Regions from separate parts of the Homo sapiens genome. Here region 1 is linked to region 2. Evidence: chromatin loops called from intact Hi-C (ENCODE). Cell type or tissue: CD14-positive monocyte. All regions are shown on one strand.

Region 1 (2,500 bases), 520 kb after region 2:
TAAGAAAATGGAGGGAAGGCATGGAGAAAAAAACTTAAAAAAAACTATCATCAAGCTACACCATCAAAGAGGTTTAAGGTACCACAGCCACGCAACAAAGTGTTATAAAAGAAATCAACAGAAAAAGAAGTAGAAATGTTTATCATTTTAAGTTTTGTGCCATGAAAACATTACCTAGTTAAAGAAATTTTAAAAAGAAATAAATCAAATTATCAACAAAAAACAAACTTCTCACTCCAAAGAAAAATAACATTGGGAAATAACAGCATGCCATTTAAAATAGGTGGAATATCGATTTTAACCTCAACAGTAGACATTTCTTGAGGAAAATGATATCAATCATTCTTACCGGTCACTATTATAATAGATTTTTCTCATGTTGACTGCAGAAAATTTGGACAATAGAAATAAGCAGAAAAAAATGTATTAAGATCACCTACATTCCCTTTATTGAAAAATAATTACTTTTCATTACCCTTCTTTCCTGAGAATCTGTTAACATTTGGTATATAACCTCCCAGTCTTTAGTCTATGAATATGTATGAACAGTTTTAAAAACAAAAATGGAATTGTACTGCCAAATGTGTACATTTAAATAACTGTTTGCTCGAGTGGCTTCCAAAGCAAAATGAAATATTTCCAAAAACCGATTGGAAGACAAGCTCCACTCAAAGAAAGTGGTCAAACAGGAGTCACCATGAGATACAACCTAGGGACAGCCAACGTGGGGAAGCATTGAAGACAACCCCAAGATTAGGCTGAAGGCAGATTCAGGATGACTGCTGTATCCCAGGACGGGAGGGCAGCCTGTCCAGATTGGGGCAGGTTAAAACACTTGTGATTCAGGACAGCCAGGATCCCTCTTCATGCCCATCCTTCCCGGGCATGCACAGGTGAGCATAAGGGCCAAGGAGCCCATCACGTTAGCTCCACCTGAGGAGGAACATGGCTAGGACTGTCCATTTGGATAATAGTGTCTTCCTAACAAGAGTGATAACACTAACACCTGGTATCTCTCTTAAGCAATATTATAGCAAGAGCCTTCTGATTCCAGGTGACTGCAATGTAAAGAAAACACAAATCTGCGTGAATAAGAGGAGCTCCTCACCTATGTGTAATGCAAAGAATCTCTCTCGATGTTCTATTTTAGCGGTTCCCAGTCACTCTCTACAAGGTAAAGCTGTCTGACTTCTCAGTCTAGCACCAAAGTCCCCTCAGTCTGAATCTAACCCACTTTCTAACTTTAGCTCTGTGCATTGCCTCGCTTGGAATGTCTCCTCCAGCCAGATTCATATCATTTTAATCACCCAGCCTATCTCGCACCTTTCCTCTCTCTACATTCCCAGTCTTTAGATCCTGACTGCACACTTCCTCCCACCAACTTAGAATCTACCCACCCATAAAGTCGCGATTCACGTTCTCTTTCAGGAAGGATTTCCTAACCACCTGGCCCAAGCATTTATCCTTCTCCTGAGCAAGGAAGGCTTTATATCCCCCCTGGAGTCCAGTGTTAAGGAAATCTATGCTGCTTGATTTTATAACTTCCTTCATCAACACCACCCTTCCCCCCACAACCATGCTATATGGAAAGTATTTTATAGGCATTTAATTCATTTTTTCATTCAACACACATTTATTACTTAAGTGTTTCTATGTGCTTGATGCATGGTAATTCAAAGATATGAGATTAAAATCTATCAGGAGGTGGCAGACAACTAAGATATAAGTGCAATAATAGAACCATGTTCAGAAAAAAATGAGAAAGGAGTATCAGTCACTTGTACAGGAAAGATAGAGAGGGCCAAGAAACAGAAACGTTGAGGCAACAAATACATACAGCAACAAGTACACATATAGACTTCTCTTTCGGGGCACCAACAGCACAGTCTCCTAGGAGGCACATGAGGTGGCGGGCTGCAGTGTTCTTCAGAGCACCCACACCTTGCAGCAAAAGGGCTCCTGTAGTGATGCTATTTTATGAGCATTCCTTCCTGAGACCCTATTAAATGCCAGGAACTGCTCCACTGTTCTAGCTGGGGATGTAAGAGTCAAGTCAACAAATACGTAAATAAATAAATGAACATGAGAATTTTATTTAGTGATAAGGGTTAGGAAGAAAATAAAACAGGATCATGGGATAGAACATGATGGGGAAAAGTCTGACCCTTATCCATTATTCTGTCAATGACAGGCAAGATGTCCTACATTCAATGTGGGATATCAATCCAATGGCCCAAGATGGCTGTCAGTTAATAAAGACCACAAAACAGCACCCAAGGAAGAGTCTAGTAATAGACCAAACCACTATCTCACGAGGTAGTCTCCCAGTTCTGAGCCATAAGAATGCTGTTCGGAGTGGAGTTGTAGAACAGCACCGCTATTCCTTGTCACTCATTTGCAACACATCTTACACTGACAGTTGGTTTTGTAATTACTTTATTTCATTCTTGTATGAAGTTCTCATTTCCCATATTAGAAAACAACTATCTTTGGGAAGGGT
Region 2 (2,500 bases):
CACTCCATTCATTCAGGTCTTATTTTACCTGTCCCAGTCAAGTTGACTAATCTGTACATTAACTACTTAACTTTTATACTTTTTTTTTTTTTTTGAGACAGTGTCTAGCTCTGTCACCCAGGTTGGAGTGCAATGGTGCAATATCAGCTCAGTGCAACCTCCGCCTCCCAGGTTCAAGTGATTCTCCTGCCTCAGCCTCCCTAGTAGCTGGGATTACAGGCACGCACCACTACACCTGGCTAATTTTTGTATTTTTAGTAGAGATGGGGTTTTGCCATGTTAGCCAGGCTAGTCTTGAACTCCTGAACTCCTGACCTCAGGTGATCGGCCCACCTTGGCCTCCCAAAGTGCTGGGATTACAGGTGTGAGCTACCGCACCCAGCCCAACTTTTATACTTTATAAAATAAAATTCACAAATATGAAAAAAGTCTTTGTCATATCATATAGTTTGGGGGTTCTGAAAATATGGTTATAGCATATTGTGGAATATAGGCCAAGTTTAGTAGTTACGGAAGAATGAATTTTTCTACCAACAGTACAATAAGAAGATGCTCCAGTTTTTACCTAAATACTTAGTAATTTATTAGTTAACATTTTGGGAGGCTTTACTTTGTGTCAGGCATGGTGATAAACTCCTCACATACATATCTCATTTAATCCACTCAACAACCCTATGCAATACTCTTCTGGTCCTTATTTTACAAATGTAACAACCGAGACTCTGAAATGTTCAGGAACTTACTCAAGGCCACTCAGCGGGATAGTGGCTGATTTGAACCCAAGCAGTGCCCCTGTGTCCTCAATGTTAACCACTAAAGTTGCATGTGTGCTGGCCTGGGCACAGGGTAAGCGTGGGATCCCCCAGGGTTAACGAGTGAGTTTGGACATCTAATGCTTCTCCATTCCTAAAATTCCACTTGATCCCTACGTTCCTGCAAGAGCCTGCGAAGCAGAATTCCTTCATAGACTCACAAAGTATCTTCTCCTTGTCTGTAATCCGTCTTTCATAGCAGAAAGGTTCTTCATTAAACAAGGCCCTAACCTTCTTTCTCTCTCCCCAGCCTCCATTAGAGGAAATGTCTCTTCTCCCAGTCAGGAGTTAACCACCTGCTGTAACTTCCTCTTTAGCATCGCCAGAGGAAACTAAGTATGACTGTGCCTTCACTCTGCAGAAAGAAAATGAGTGGCAAAGGAGTTGCGAAGGGATTCCTGAGCCTTTATGCCAGCTGGAAGCTTAAGGCCTTGGTATTTGAGACTTCACCCTTCAAAATGTCTTGGAGGATGGCCCAGCAACCAGCCAAATGGCCCAATGGCCTAGCCCAGTGGAGACGGTCTCAGCTTTTGACAAGCTAGCCGGAGAAAGGGCTGGACAGGAAGGGGCCCACTGGACAGCGAATATTGATAGGGCCCCTGGGAGGATCAATTTTCCCCTCCAACAGTGCCTGGCTCCCATTATCAGATTAGATGCAAAGTGGGCTGGCATGCCAGGGGGTGACAGGAACAGTGTCTCCAGAAATCCTCTGTGAAGACACCCAAGTATTGTTCAGAAGTGGCCCTGTATCTGGAAGAGGGAAAACTGCACCCACTTCTTGCAGACATACAGTTCCAGCTCCCCCCACAGGACTTGCTCATACATCCAACAAATATTTAATCAGTGCCCACCATCTGCCACTGTGCCAGGTGCCCGGCCTCATCATGAGTCAGGCAGAGGTGGTCTGTGCAGTTTTCCCACAATGTGAGAGGGTGCTGAGAAGACTTTTAACGCTTATTTAACTACGGAAATAACTCTTGGTTTGGTACCTACTACAAAATAAAAACAAGCGCTTGTTGATAATTTCTGGATGGATGACTGTGGAAAGCTGGAGGAGACTGAGGATCAATTTGCTCTAATGAACCTTCCCTTGACTATCATCTCCGTTACCTCCTGCCGCATCCCTACGGCAAATATGCAAGACTCTCACGCAGCTAATTTCCAGGGGTTTGCAGTCTGGGGAGGAAGCAGAAAGCACATCCCTCACTGACCCTGAGGAGGGGCAAATCTCTGGTAGCAGTCACAGGTACGTGCTGTACACACTTCCCATCCTTTGAGCCTTCCCAGCTGGAGAGCACCAAGAGAACGCAGTTGGGGAGGCCCCGAAAGATGAAGGGTTGTTGAGCTTGAAGGCAGTGAAAAAGTAAATGGAAGAAAGCTCTCTGCCCTCCACTGCCTAAATGCAGGATATAGATTTAGAAGGATAAAAGGGGTCTGCTCCCTCTCTCGACCAGGGAAAAGTTAACCACTGAAGACAACTTTAGACTCTTATGGGCCTGGAGCTGGAACCAGAGGAATGGACATGAAGGCGCTTTACTAACTCTATTTATCTGCCAGTTACTTACCTTTCTACAAGTTCTCCCCTTAGACACTCAAAGTTCTTTTCCTTTGTCCTGTCGCTTCCCTAAAACTTGGCTTTTCTTTGTTGAAGATGCTATACAAGCTGGAATTCAAAGCTACCACTTTGA

Evidence for each region. Hi-C counts contacts between places; a loop is a spot of excess contacts. Peaks named below come from ENCODE experiments on the same cell type or tissue, not always from the same donor. Only the 100,000 strongest peaks of a DNase experiment are listed, where the experiment ranks them.
Region 1: it touches region 2 in a loop (8-fold over the local background); 2 of 110 quality-filtered maps call a loop at or near these places.

Annotation. Positions count from the first base shown.
Region 1 is chr7:149,841,049-149,843,548 of GRCh38, reverse strand. The region is part of intron 1 of ZNF862 (zinc finger protein 862); the gene reads right to left. Among named protein-coding and RNA genes, the nearest start is that of ZNF862, 3.9 kb to the right of the region's middle. In CD14-positive monocyte, no CTCF peak of the experiment used is centred here; no DNase peak of the experiment used is centred here.
Region 2 is chr7:150,362,740-150,365,239 of GRCh38, reverse strand. It overlaps REPIN1-AS1 (REPIN1 antisense RNA 1), which reads left to right. Exons shown (of 4, transcript NR_183429.1): 4 at 1,063-2,500. Among named protein-coding and RNA genes, the nearest start is that of REPIN1, 4.8 kb to the left of the region's middle. RefSeq lists a silencer at 1,060-1,109. In CD14-positive monocyte, no CTCF peak of the experiment used is centred here; a DNase peak (open chromatin) is centred at 1,129; H3K27ac peaks cover 1,327 bases.